Regions from separate parts of the Homo sapiens genome. Here region 1 is linked to region 2. Evidence: read pairs that join two places in POLR2A ChIA-PET (ENCODE). Cell type or tissue: B cell. All regions are shown on one strand. Links, peaks and the distances in the headings refer to the core of each region. The heading gives the core; the rest is flanking DNA.

Region 1 (7,613 bases), core at 2,177-6,176, 510 kb after region 2:
CGAGGGGGACAGATCCATTGATCTCAGGAGTTTTTAAGACCAGCCTGGACAACATGGCAAAACCCTTTCTGTACAAAAAATACAAAAATTAGCCAGGCATTGGTGGCTTGGATCTGTAGTCTCAGCAACTCGGGAGGCTGAGGCGGGAGGATCACTTGAGCTGGATAAATTGAGGCTGCAGTGAGCCATGATCCTGATGGAGCCACTGCTCTCCAGCCTGGCAACACAGCAAGACCTTGTCTCAAAACAAAAAACAAAAAACAAAAAAGGCCTGGCGCGGTGGTTCACGCCTATAATCCCAGCACTTTGGGAGGCTGAGGCACGCAGATCATGAGGTCAGGAGATCGAGACCATCCTAGCTAACATAGTGAAACCCTGTCTCTACTAAAAATACAAAAAAATTAGCTGGGCGTGGTGGTGTGCACCTGTAGTCTCAGCTACTCGGGAGGCTGAGGCAGGAGAATGGCGTGAACCTGGGAGGCAGAGCTTGCAGTGAACTGAGATCGTGCCACTGTTCTCCAGCCTGGGCGACAAAGCGAGACTCTGTCTCAAAAAAAAAAAAAGAGAGAGAAGACACACTGTATACCCAGAACACAACCTGAAGGGATTATATTGTAATATTTTGTAATCTATAGTGGTTTCCTTATCAGCAATGCCAAAATAAAGAGCTCCCTTCTTTGTAAACGATAAAGAGACTAAAATTTTTTAAACATGAAACCATAAGAGAGTGGACAGTGTAAATTTTAAATTATGCACCATAATGTAGTTCTATGTATAGCAATGGGGTAGGCTGGGTGCTGTGTCTCACGCCTGTAATCCCAGCACTTTGGGAGGCAGAGGCGGGTGGATCACTTCAGGTCAGGATTCGAGACCAGCCTAACCAACATGGTGAAACCTTGTCTCCACTGAAAATACATTAAAAAAAAAAGAAAAGAAAGAAAGAAAATTAGCTGGGTGTGGTGGCTCACGCTTGTAATCCCACCTTCTCAGGAGGCTGAGGCAAGAGAATTGCTTGAACCCGGGAAGTGGAGGTTGTGGTGAGCCGAGATTGCGCCACCACACTCCAATCTGGGTGACAGAGGAAGACTCCATCTCAAAAAAAAGAATGGGGTAGCTAGCTGGGTGCGGTAGCTCAGGCCTGTAACCCTAACACTTTGGGAGACAGACTGGGGAGGATCACTTGAGTCCAGGAGTTTGAGACCAGCCTGGGTAATAGAGTGAGACCCCAGTCTCTACAAAAAATAAAAAAATTAGGCAGGCTTGGTGGCATGTGCCTGTTGTCTCTGTTACTGGGGAGGCTGAAGCAGGAGGATCACTTGAACCCAGGGAGTTGAGGCACTGCAGTGAGCCATGATCCCACCTCTGGGCGGCAGAAAAAGACCCCATCTCAAAAAAAGAAAAAGAAAACGAGAGGCCCGTGGATCTCATCGAAGATGGCAGCGCAATCTGTGTCCGGCATTACCAGAAAAGTCTTCATGTGGACAGTCTCAGGGGCACCACATACAGAATTTTGGTCTCGATCCAGAAAATAGAAAGAGCCAGTGGTTGCTGAGACAGTACAAGAGGTGAAAAAGGAATCTATCCTCAGTGTGTCTACCCTCACAAAGCCGAGCATACACACAACCTGAAGATCTCCAGAGTTGTTTGGAATCTTATGTTAAAGAAGTTTTTGGTTCATCTCTTTCTAGTAATTGGCAAGACATCTCCCTGGAAGATGGTCATCTACGGTTCAATCTCTTGGCACATTTAGCTGATGGCTTGGGTCATGTAGTCCCTAACTCCAGACTCCACCAGATATGCAGGGTTAGAGATGTTCTTGATTTTCTATAATGTCCCTATTCAAGATAGATCTAAATTTGATGAACTCAGTGCCAGTAATCTGCCCCCCAATTTGAAAATCACTTGGAGTTACTAAGCAATTTGGAAGAGAAACACATTAACATCACTTTTTTTTCCCTGAGCAAGGGGGCTACTTATTAGACCTTTTGATACTTCACCATGTGAAATACTACCAGAACTGTTCTCTAAACCCACTTTTTCTATGGAGGAATGTATCATCTCTTTTTTTTCTCATATTATGAGTGGACAAATAACAGGACTTTCTATTTTCATATTTGCTGAAACCTTTTTTTATTTTTATTTTTGAGACAGAGTCTTGCTCTGTCGCCCAGGCTGGAGTGCAGTGGTGCGATCTCAGCTCACTGCAACCTTTGCCCCCTGGGTTCACGCCATTCTCCCGCCTCAGCCTCCCAAGTAGCTGGGAGTACAGGTGCCCACAACCACACCCAGCTAATTTTATTTTTGTATTTTTAGTAGAGACAGGGTTTCACTGTGTTAGCCAGGATGGTCTTGCTCTCCTGACCTCGTGATCCGCCTGCCTCAGCCTCCCAAAGTGCTGGGATTACAGGCGTGAGCCATCGTGCTCAGCCTGCTGAAACTATTTTTTAAATGAAATTAGGTCATTAATAATTTATGAAAAGTTTTGAGAGGACACTGTCATTAACTTGGGTTTAAGACAGGAGGACATTGCAAGCTCACACCCTTCATAGGCATAAAGTAGTAGTTGCAAGAAAATATTTTTATCCTGTTAGGACTCATATCTAAGATAGAGTTATTATACATTGCACATATACAAATAAGCTTGTATTAGATACCTATAAAAGAAACATAAAAGTATGTTGTATATTACTGACCATCCTAGATTAATTTCTTTTGGAATTAAAGTAGATTTGTTAAAGTGAAAAAAAAGAAAGAAAAGAAAAGAAAAAAGAATAGGATAGAAAATGTATCTTTCAAAAATAGTTTATTTATATTTAAATTTGTATTTATTTATTTTTTTAGAGACAGGGTCTTGCTCTGTCTCCCAGGCTAGAGTGTAGTGGTGCCATTTTAGCTCACTGCAGCCTCAAGCTCCTGGGTGATCCACCCACCTCATTCTCCTGCCCTAGCCTCCCAAGTAGCTGGGTCTGCAGGCACGAGCCACTGTGTCTAGCCTATTCATATTTTTGTTTTAAATTATGTTGAAGATTTTCTTAAACTTCAAGCTTCAAAATGTATTAACTGGGTTTTTATTACTGAAAAGTATACTAACCTTCATTTAATAATATGAATTACAGAGTTTGAAATGTAATAGTTTTTCTGATTACACATTAATACCATTAGAACCTGATGCTAAATATTAACTGACCTATCAAATTTATAATTTTCAAACCTTGCTAATTTTTTAAAAAACAATTTGTTTCTTGTCCATTGCAATAATATTGCAAACAAAGAGATTATACTTTGACAAAATTGCTAACTGAATACTATGATGCTTGGTAATAATGTCTCATTTATGTAGTGCAAGGTTGATAAGAATAAGGGTATTCTTGGCCACCAATTGCTATTTTCATGAAATAGAATACAGAAGAGGTTAACAGCAAACAAAAACTGATTCATGATTTTATCAAAGTTATTTCATGTATCCTCTTGGAAGGAAAGGAGTAGAACAGAATAATCTTGATATTTTAAAATGGCAGGGAACACTGAATTTAACTACAATTAAAATATTTCAGTAGGATTTCTTCCTTCCTCCTCCACAGGAATTAACAATATATATTTCTCACAGATTTCTGTTAACTACTTCTATTATCTAAATGTCTACCCATATGACTAAGTGAATGATTCATATCACTGAAATATTTCATAGGGTTTTATAATGATATTTCAGGGGAAAACATCATTTTAACTTCCAGCAGAAAATTTTCTGGCAATTATGGTTAATATACAGGAAAGTAAGAGTTTCATGAGTGAAATGGTTTAAGAAAAGAGATTTTTAGTGTATTAGAATTCTTTTGTCAGGGTGTGGTGGCTCACACCTGTAATCCCAGCACTTTGGGAGGCCAAGGCGGGGGGATAGCTTGAATCCAGGAGTTCCAGACCAGCCTGGACAACATGGTGAAACACTGTCTCTACAAAAAATACAAAAACTAGCCAGGCATGGTGGCTTGAGCCTGTAGTCCCAGCTACTCAGGAGGCTGAGGTGGGAGGATCACTTGAGCCCTGGAGGTTGAGGCTGCAGTGAGCAATGATCATGCTACTGCACTCCAGCCTAGGCGACAGAGTGAGAGACCATGTTTCAAAATATATATATATATATATATATATATATATATATATATACTTTTGCAAGTTTAATAAATGTGTATTATGAAATTGTTTTTTTCTTTTTTTACAAAAAGATTGGCATCTATTCATTGCCTATTTTGTAAAGAATTGTAAGACATTCTAGAGAGATTTAAACCACTTAAAAGAAAAATCGTGAATGAGACATTTATGGATATTTGCAAGAACAACTAGCATACAACCAAGAAGGATAGCCCTCAGAAACCACCGAGTCACAAGTACCATGCCCTCTAAAGTCAGACATGTCCGGGGGCCAATTATACTCCAATCAACATAGTTGCTCAAATTCCACTTCTCAGAGGGACACTGTGCTTGGGGTTTAATGCTTTGGGGGCACTGTCTTTAAATTTTTTTTTTTTTTTTTTTGGACAGAGTCTTGCTCTGTCGCCCAGGCTGGAGTGCAGTGGCTGATCTCAGCTCACTGCAAGCTCCGCCTCCCGGGTTCAAGCAATTCTCTTGCCTCAGCCTCCCAAGTAGCTGGGATTATAGGCATGCACCACCACGCCTAGTTAATTTTTTTATTTTTAGTAGAGACGGGGTTTCACCATGTTGGCCAGGCTGGTCTTGAACTCCTGACCTCATGATCTGCTCACCTCAGCCTCCCAAAGTGCTAGGATTACAGGCATGAGCCACCACACCCGGCCGGCTTTAAATTCTTAATAATTTCATTTTTGAATTTGTGTTTTGTAAGTGAAGTCCAATGGGACCATGGAGCATGCACCAGGGACTCGGAGCCCACCTGCATGCCTTCCCCTACAGGTTCTCAGTGACTAGCTGCCTGCTCCTTGGTGCCCTGATCCCCACCCAGCCTTCCTCTCCCCAGCTCTGCTCACTACTACAACCACTATTGCCTTCTGCTCTGAGCAGTCATTGGATTACATTGGCAGGAGAGTGGAGGGGAGGCTCACTTTTCCCTGTGGTCACCCTCAGCCTCCGGTGGGGATCTGGGTGAAGTTTGGAGGGGGCCCACAAGCAGTCTGTTTTGGAGAATTTTCAGGAAAGGCAAGGAAACATCTGCTTTGGGCTGGCAGCACCACAGCATGTTCACCATGTGACTGGCAGGGCTCTTTAGACCACCCCAGTCAGTAAAGTGTCCCAGTGCAGGAGATTTCAGTTCCTTGGGGTTGCATACACCAAAGGTTGAAAAGGCAGGGCCATGAGAAGAGGAGATTTCCTCCTCGACTAGGTCTCACAAATTATATAGCCAGTAGTGATTGTGCCTCTTACAATAAAAATGAACTCAAAAACCTTTATAAACATCATAACATGGACTGTGGGACATCTTTCAAGTGTTTTGTTTGAAGGCTGGGCATGGAAATTGTGTAAAAGGAAGTGAAGAGGTATACCCGGAGTGTTTGCTGGATTGGGGCTTAGGCCGGAAGCTGCTTCTGGATGATCTCTGTGCACATGCATGCCATTGCAGAGAAGGGTCTTGTGGTTCTGAGACATCCTATGGTATCAGCTACTGATTAGATTGAGAAGAGCCCAAGGTAGCTGGATCAGTTTTAGGGCTAACCAAGAGAGTTGGTCCAGAATGTACCAAACTTCCTAAGATCACCCTGTGAATCTTCTAGATATGAAAAAAGAGAAACAGAACAGATTCACAGTTCTACTTCAATCCCAAATTTCATCTTGGGTTTGAAACCAGAAAAACCTCTGATCACAGAGAGAACAAGATGACATTTATCTTTGTGGCATCACTGTGCTATAGGACTGCCCTATTGCTTGATTTGCATTTTCTAATATTACATAATTTCTACAGGGCACCATCCAGATAGAAATATACCACAGAGCTCAATTCTTGTAATTAGACCCTGTACTGGAAAATATAAAAACCTCAAAGAGACAGAGATAAAATTTATACACACATTAAGAAAGGTTGTCATGGCAACTTTGCTTGAAGATATGTATTTTTAAATCTAAGTAAATTTGGCATTCAGAACATTTGCATCTCCCTCAAAGGTTCTGTATCAAGAATATTTTTTAAAATTGTTTTCAAATTTCTTCTGAATCTACGCTTCCTTGAAAGCTTAAAAAATCCTATGAATATAATAGCATCATAGACTTAAGCACATATTTGCAGAAGGCCCTATATGAGAAAAATCCAAAGTGAAAGGGTAAAAACGTTACTTTTCTACCCCCAGAATCCCTAGGCTTCTCCCTTTAAAATGTTAAATTGTGAGCAGGCTATGCCCATATAATCTCTACAAGGTCCTTTCATGCTCTAAAAATCAATTAGCTATTAGTTGATGACCTTGCAATATATGCAACAAATTATGGAAACTCAACACACCTAGTGCTGCAGTGTAAGTAAGCAACAATTAATACAGACCACTACAATAAATACTGCCCGGTAACTTAGCCAAACCAATTCCTAGCTTTGTTTCTTCTTACTTTGAAAGTTCTCCAGTATTCCTAATCAGCATCAATGTTGAAAGCATTCCTTGATCAGATACCTAGTTTAATCATCTTGCTCATACATTGAAAATAAAGTGATGAGACCAGCCGTGGTGGCTCATGCCTGTAATCCCAGAACTTTGGGAGGCCAAGGTGGGTGGATCACAAGGTCAAGAGATGGAGACCATCCTGGCCAACATGGCGAAACCCAATCTCTACAAAAATACAAAAATTACCTGGGGGTGGTGGCACTCACCTGTAGTCCCAGCTACTCAGGAGCCTGAGGCAGGAGAATTGCTTGAACCCAGAAGCTGGAGCTTGCAGTGAACCAAGATTATGCCACTGCACTCCAGCCTGGCGACAGAGTGAGACTCCATCTCAAAAAAGAAAAGAAGAGAAAAGAAAAGAAAAGTGACAGGTCCATGCCTGTAATCCCAGCACTTTGGGAGACCAAGGTGTAAGGATCACTTGAGTCCAGGAGTTTGAGAGCAGCCCTGGCAACAGAGTGAGACCCCATCTCTACAAAAAAATTAAAAAGTTAGCCAAGTGTGGAGATGCATATCTGTAGTCTGAATTACACAGGAAGCTGAGGTAGGAGGATTGTTTGAGCCTGGGAGGCAGAGGGTGCAGTGAGCTGAGATGGCACCACTGCACTCCAACCTGGGCAACAGAGTGAGACCCTGTCATAGAAAGAAGAGAAGGAAGGAAGGAAAGAAGGAAAGGAGGGAGGGAGGGAGGGAGGGAAAAGAAAGACTGGAAAAAAAAGAAAGGAGAAAGACAGTACAGTGATGGTTTCACTTCCAGCAGTTCCTTGTGCTTCTTCCCCAATTATAGCCTATGACAGAAGCCTGTTGTGACCTTCGTCATGTAGTTATCTCCAAGTTCCTTCCTATGTTCCTCTCAGCCACTAACCTAAAATGTCCTTGAGCTATGTATTAGTTCGTTTTCACACTGCTTATAAAGAGATACCTGAGACTGGGCAATTTACAAAAGAAAGAGGTTTAATGGACTTACAGTTCCACATGGCTGGGGAGGCCTCACAATCATGGCAG
Region 2 (7,613 bases), core at 2,123-6,122:
TCGAACTCTACACTGAAGCCTGTACTTAGCAGAGCGAGGCCATTCTGCAGGCATTATTGAGAACCTGCTATATGCCACATACATTGCTGGACCCTGGGGGAGTCTGCACAAAAGGGTTTACTGGAATGACAGACATAGATGGTAGGAGATGCCAAACTCCAACCTAGAGGCCATGTTTGCTTGTGAAACCTGCAATCCCTCCTGCTCATCCAACCCTGAAACTCGCTGAAGTTTGGCTTCTAGCCTTCGCACTTCCTTGCTCTTGCTAAGGTTACAGGATTGTCAAATTCAGAAGACAAATGCCTACCCTTGTCTTTGCTGAGTATTTGCCTTTGTTTAAACAGTCCTTGAAACCCTCTCATCTTGGTGTATTTGTCTGCTCAGGCTGCCATAACAAGACATCACAGACTGGGTGGCTTAAAAACAGAAATTTATTTTCTCACAGCTCTGGAGGCTGGAAGTTCAAGATCAAGATGTTGGCAAGGATGATTTCTGGTGAGGCCTCTATTCCTGGCTTGCAGATGGTGCCTCTTTGCTATGTCCTCACTTGGACTTTTCTCTCAGAGACAGAGAGAGAGAGAGACCTGGTATCTCTTCCTTTTCTTATAAGGACACCAGTCCTATCAGATTAGGGACCTACCCTTGTAACTTCATTTAACTTTAATTGCCTTCTTAAAGTTCCTTAACTCCATATACAGTCAGATTGGAAATTAAGGCTTCAACACATGAATTTGGGAGGTGGGGGAGGCAGGCCATAACACTTTGCTTTCATGACATGGCTCTCTCATGGTTCTCTCCTAGCCCTGTAACCACTCCTTCACAGTTTCTCTGCCTCTAAAGGCTGGAGTTCCCCAGTTCCATTGTCTTCACCCTGCTACACATTTCCTGAGCGATCACACCCCACACCCACATGCATGGTTTTTACTTCCACATCCATGTGGATGGCACCCGAATCTATATCACCAGCTTAGATTCTCTCCTAGCTCCACGTCTGTATATCCCACTACCTCTTGGCCATCTTGTATGATGTCCCACAGAAATGCCTGAGCCTCTTCCCAAATCAACCTAGTGCTTTTCTAAGTTTTTGTGTCTCTATCATCTAAACTAGAAATCTGGGGTTATCTTTGATTCTTTCCTCTTTGTACACTGTACAACCCATGAGCAGGGATGCCAGCTCTTTTGTCCCCTTTATTTCCAGCACTTACTATAGTGCCTGGTTTAAAGCAGGCATTCATTAACTATCATAAATAAAATAAAGAATAAATGCATCCCTCATTCCCTACATCTAATCACCAAATTATGGTGAATCTACTCCCCAAGTAGCTCTCAAATCTGCACCGTTTTCTTCATCCACTGTGCCCCTGCGTATCTTTCCAGGCTTGTTTTAGTCTCCCCGCCCCCCTCACTCTCTCTCCTCTACACACACTCATCCTACACACCAGCCATGCCACCAAATTCTCACACCTCCAGAAGTGTACACATGCTCTTCCTGTGGAAACATCTTGGTCACTCTCTTCACTTAACTCAAGTTTTCCCTCCTACGAGAAGCTTCCTGAACCACCCTCTCATCCAGACCTCAGGCCAGACTCCTGTATATATTACTACTATAGGATGGATCACACTATATGCTAACATCTCTTTTCTTTTCTGATGTCCAACCATCACTGAGGATAGAAACTGTCCACCAGCCATCTCAACAGCCAAGCCACTAAAAATCACGAGAAACAGTGGCCAGAATCACAGACTTTGCAGTCAAAGTGATGTGGATTCAGTCCTAATTCTGCCTCTTAAGCTCTCTGAGCTTTCATCTTTTTATCTCTCAAACGTTGGGGGCAGGAGGGAAATAGATCCGCTTCACAGGATAAGATTGTTAGAGGGATTATTAAATGGGGTAACACATGCAAAGCACTTAGTGCATGGCTTAGTACATAATAGGATCTTGGTAAATGGTTACCAAATGAACTAATTCATTAATGCTGTGAGTTAAGTATACAAGATGAGTAATATTTTTCTATTTCACATATCTACTCCCTACGCTTCCTTGACCAAGATGCGCTATTGTCAATGGGAAGGTGTAAATCTTACTAGAATGATCCCAAATTCATCTGGTGCAATGATGTTGGACTATGTTGAACTACCACCTGGAAAAACTAGACCCACATCACCAGGGTTTAGGCTGAGGGGTGCTCTCTGGAGGGTAAAATGGCTTGTACAACACCATTCGGGAAGCGTCATTCCCTGGCTTCTCACTCTCCCTGCCACATCCTCTCTCTTTTTCTCACCAATATGCCACATGCCCTGTACTCTGGGACTGCATCTCTATGTAAGAGTGAATTGGAAACCTTGGGTGACAAAGTGACACAGTACAAATCTAGTGAGAGATGACACCTTTTTTCATCTAAGCAGAAGTGGCTCATTTGGCTCTACTTCAGGTTTTTAAATAAAATCCAAGGAGATGTTGGCTAAATTGGGTTGAGGAAAACCTAATTATCTCCACGGAAGTTTTAAAAACTAAAGCTCTCCGGTTTGGATGTTTCCAGACACATAGTCGCTATGGTATTCGATTGAAATGGGTTTTTTTCCATGAATGTTTTCCATTTTTCCATTGTGTCTCATGGAAAATAATATTTTACTTAATTAATTAATACATTAATGAGAAACAATGGAAAATATTCATGGCAAGTAATCCATCCCAATCCAATACCATAGCATACCAGTAACATAGGCTTGGGACGGGGACAGGGAGGATGAGTGCAGAGCTAATATCCCTTAAAGGGATTTGGATGAAGCTGAAACTCCTAGTCTAGCAAAACTTGAACAATTACATATGAAGCAGTTCTCACAGTACTGAGGATTTTCAAAAACAGGCAATAAAGGAATAAAGTGTCTCTTTGCTATCACGGTTACCATTGTCGGTTTTTCTTTTGGTTTGGCTGGGATTTTAATAATCTGTGTACACCGAGGCTTTTGTCCTTTCTGGGAGCAGGGGAGTTGGTATAGTTTAGTCCATATCATGGACAGTTGCTCTTCCTTTCAGCTGCCTACCATTTGAGTCTCCTGCCTCTATTTGGAGCGCTGCCTTTCTTATGAGTTTTCATGGGAGGCACAGCCCCCTTTCCAGTATAAAAACTGAGATGTGGTACTACTTTCTCAGCATCCTTTGCAGGTGGTTATGGGCACAGGATCCAGGATCCACCAATCAGAAGCACCCACTCTGGAGTCTGAATCAGATGCTAGTGACACAAAGAAACAGCGACTCAGACCCTTTCTAGAGGTGGCGGCAGTGGCAGCAAGATTGCTTTTCCACGGCAGCAGTGGCTGCGGTGCTGTCCCCAGCCTGCACCTGGAGCAGACATTCTACTGTGATAGCAACAGAATACAGCATCTGGACAGGCCAGTGAGAATGACATCTTCACCAGAGCACCCCGTGGCATGATTTTGGGTATGCTGTCCTGCTACTGTAGCTCCAAGCCTGGTTTTCCAACTCTCCTAGAACCCAGTAAATGAGTTTAAATCAGCTGGAGTCTTCTTGCCAACAACTAAGAATTCTGACAACACCTATAATCGCAGCACTCTAGGAGGCCAAGATGGGAGGATTGCTTGAGGCCAGGAGTTCAAGACCAGCCTGGGCAACGTAGCGAGACTTAGCCTTTACAAATAATTTAAAAATTAGCTGGTCGTGGTGGTGTGTGCCTATAGTCCCAGCTGCTCAGGAGGCTAAGGCAGGAGGATTGCTTGAACCTATGAGTTCAAGGCTGCAGTGAGCCATGACTGCACCACTGCACTTCAGACTAGTGACAGAGCAAGACCCTGTCTCAAAAAAAAAAAAAAAAAGAATTCTGACAGATTCCGAGAGCCTAATGGTGTGGTGGGGGGTGGGGTACATTCATAAAGCTGGAGCTGGGAGTTCCGGTCTCTGGGAAGTATAGAGTTAGTGGTGACACATTCTTCTGATCAGACCCACCACAAGAGAGATGAGCACATATAAGGAGCTTTTAACATCCCAGCCCCCAGACAAGCCAGCTGGAGCACAGTGGGCAATTAGCCAATGCCAATGGGTACACACAGCTACATGCTGAGTGTAGTGTAAAAGAAAAGAGATCGGGCCTGGCACCGTGGCTCGCGCCTGTAATCCCAGCACTTTGGGAGGCCAAGGCAGGTGGATCACGAGGTCAGGAGATCGAGACCATCCTGGCTAACACGGTGAAACCCCGTCTCTACTAAAAATACAAAAAATTAGCCAGGCGTGGTGGCGGGTGCCTGTAGTCCCAGCTACTCGGGAGGCTGAGGCAGGAGAATGGCGTGAACCCAGGAGATAGAGCTTACAGTGAGCTGAGATCACGCCACTGCACTCCAGCCTGGGTGACAGAGTATGACTCTGTCTCAAAAAAAAAAAAGAAAAGAAAAGAGATTGAAGCAACTAACTGCACTATACTGAACATGGAAGTGTTGAGAGAGTAGGCAATAGGTGCCCATGAATGGTGAATATCTGAAACCACAAATTGAAAATCTGTACTCCCTTGGGTCTGTCTCTCAGTCTGTTTTGAATACAGTTCCTATTTCTGCTAACACAACTCTAGAGGTATTCAAATAAGTGGCTCCGACTATTTACTTTTGAGAAATTAATTCAACAGAATTTTAGCAAGAATGTATCACCTACAGAGTAGCAAGCAGGATTTTTTTTAAGGATTCAGATATGAATTAGATGCAGGCCTCAGTATCTCTACATTTATAAAAATGTCATAGTACATGCTCAAACAGTACTTCAATTAATTCCAAGTGTTACATTCTTTTGAAACTTCTCACAATAAATATTTTTATTAGCAATGTAATTTTGTTCTTAAAAAATGCTTCCAAAGTATATGAAAAGGGTTTATTTTCTTTTTTGAATTTTTTTTTTTTTTTGAGACAGAGTCTCACTCTGTCACCCAGGCTGGAGTGCAGGGGTACCATCTTGGCTCACTGCAGCCTCCATCTCCCAGGTTCAAGCAATTCTCCTGCCTCAGCCTCTCGAGTAGCTGGGATTGCAGGCATGCATCATCATGCCCAGCCAATTTTTGTATTTTAGTGGAGACAGGATTTCATCATGCTGGCCAGGCAGGTCTTGAACTCCTAACCTCAGGTGATCCGCACCCCTCTGCCTCTTAAAGTGCTGAGATTACAGGCGTGAGCCACTGTGCCCAGCCTAGAGTTTATTTACATAGATAAAATATACCCATGCATTCTTGTAAATTCCCAATCTAAAAAAATCAAGTATTCTAGATACAGAAAATTTGTATCTGGCCTATAGATTACAAACTTTCAAAAACAGAAGATAAGATGTGCCTATTCTTTAAAAAATCTGTTTCTTGGAAAATTCAGAAAAATTCTTCACCTTCAAGATTTCTCAGCAAGTGCCTTTGGAGTGACATTATGAACTCTGATGTAGATGTCCCAGTGCCAGGTAAAAGAGAAGAAAATCCTTTATGCCGATTTGCTTAACACACAGCTTTGAGGGGACAACAGGAGTCAGAGTTCAATGTGGCTTCTTTCTAAATTAGACATACTTCTAATGATGAGAATGAGAATAAATTCGATTTCACCACAGACCCTGGGAGTGTGGATGGCGGAGCCTGGAACCAGCCTGGCACACACGTGACCCTCTCAGCAGGGCCAGGCACAGTGTGTTTGCAGGCACTGACATCTGTCTTTGACCCCGCCTTCTCCACCCCATTGTGTAATGTTAATATCTTGTTCCACCAAGAAATCCCGGACGAGCTCTGCTGCGGCCTCACAGGAAGCTCAGAGTCCAGTTCAAGTCCTCTGATCCTCATGTTTGCTGTTACTCTGGGCCTGCAGGTCCCTCAGACTCCCCGCAGGCACCCCCTATGTTTGGTGTCCAGCTTGCTTGCTCCTCCTCCACGGGTCCTTGTACCAGTTATTAGCATGAGACCACTTCCTGTCCAAGCACTGCCAAGTCCCAGATAGGCAACTCCCAAGGAAGAGACACAGAAGCTCAATGCTGTACAAAATCCTGTGATCTGGGGTTTTGGGGTGACAGTGTAGACCTTCCCTTCTGGAAAGCAGTCGCCTCCATCCACTTGCCCCACAGCTGCCCACGTCTACACAGGGCCCCGCAACCAAGATATTCTGGCAGAACTCTCCGAAAACTTATTTAGTCAATAACGATGTATTTTTAAGGTTTCCAAGCCCAGTTTTTGCTCAGAAAGTAACCCCACAGGCTCCTCCACACTGGTACAAGAGGACCACCTCAAGATTGGACATGATCTGGAGAAAGGGTGGGGGGGCTAGAGATTGGGTTATAAAAACTATTGAGCCACGGGGTTTGGAGAGCTTTCTGGGCGGGTGACCACATCGAGGTGCCATGAGGATGGAGCACCGTGGGAGGGCATGAACACTCCACTCCACATATACCCTACCCCTTGCCCTATGCATCTCTTCCATTTGGCTGTTCCTGAATTGTATCTTTTATAACAATCAACTAAACATAAATAAAATGTTTTCCTGAGTTTTGTAAGCCATTCCAGCAAATTACCAAACTTGAGGAGGAAGGTCATGGGAACCCCCAATTTATAGCCAGTCAGTCAGAAGTACGCATGACCTGGGATTTGCAACTGGTATCTGAGATGGCAGCAGTCTTGTGGGACCGAGCCCTTTAACTTTGGGAGCTGATAGTAACATCAGGTAGACAGTCTCGGAATTGAATTGAACTGTTGGACACCAAGCTCATGTTAGAAAATTGGTTAGAGTTAGAGAAAACACCTCAGAAACATCCATGACTCCACTCCATAAATTCCAAAGCAGTAGAGTGCCTGCTTTTCCAGGAGCCAATTTACTTTGCTATGCCTTTGCCAATGGAGAAAGTTAAATGCAAACACCCCCAAAGGCCACAGACCAATAAGTCATAGTCCAGTGTTTGAGGGATGAGGAGGTATGTTAGTTTCCTCAGGCTGCCTAACAGAATGTCACAGGCTGACTGGCTTAAACAACAGAAATGTATCTTCTCACAGTTATGGAGACTAGAAATCCAAGGTGAACTTGCCACTGGGGTGCTGTCTAGTGAGGGGTTTCTCCTTGGTTTGCAGATGGCCACCTTCTCACTGTGTCTTCCCATGCTCTTTCCTGTGTGTACCTGTCTTCTTTCTTTAAATTTTTTTTGAGACGAAGTTTCACTCTTGTCACCCAGGCTGTAGTGCAATGGCGCGATTTGGCTCACTGCAACCTCACCTCCCGGGTTCAAGCAATTCTCTTGCCTCAGCCTCCTGAGTAGCTGGGATTACAGGCATCCACCACCACACCCGGCTAATTTTTGTATTTTTAGTAGAGACAGGGTTTCACCATGTTGAAGGCTGGTCTCAAATTCCTGACCTCAGGTTATCCGCCCATCTCGGCCTCCCAAAGTCTTTCTCTTCTTACAAGGACATGAGTCCTATTGGATTAGGGTTCCACACTTAGAACCTCATTTAACCTTAATTACCTCTCTGAAGGCCCTGTCTCCAAATAGAGACACGCTGGGGCTTAGGGTTTCAACATACTGATTTGAGGGATGGGGAGGACACAACTCACTTCATAACAGGAGGAATGCCTCTATTTGTTCTCCAGCACCAAGCTGC

What was found. ChIA-PET counts read pairs that join two places held together with the same protein. Peaks named below come from ENCODE experiments on the same cell type or tissue, not always from the same donor. Only the 100,000 strongest peaks of a DNase experiment are listed, where the experiment ranks them.
Region 1: POLR2A ChIA-PET joins it to region 2 with 7 read pairs; 3 of 35 experiments call an interaction of 5 or more read pairs at or near these places.

The regions. Positions count from the first base shown.
Region 1 is chr2:203,309,692-203,317,304 of GRCh38, reverse strand. It overlaps the pseudogene MRPL50P2. Among named protein-coding and RNA genes, the nearest start is that of ABI2, 15 kb to the left of the region's middle. In B cell, for the core only: no CTCF peak of the experiment used is centred there; no DNase peak of the experiment used is centred there.
Region 2 is chr2:203,818,083-203,825,695 of GRCh38, reverse strand. No RefSeq gene overlaps it. Among named protein-coding and RNA genes, the nearest start is that of CTLA4, 46 kb to the left of the region's middle. In B cell, for the core only: no CTCF peak of the experiment used is centred there; a DNase peak (open chromatin) is centred at 4,515; H3K27me3 peaks cover 2,268 bases.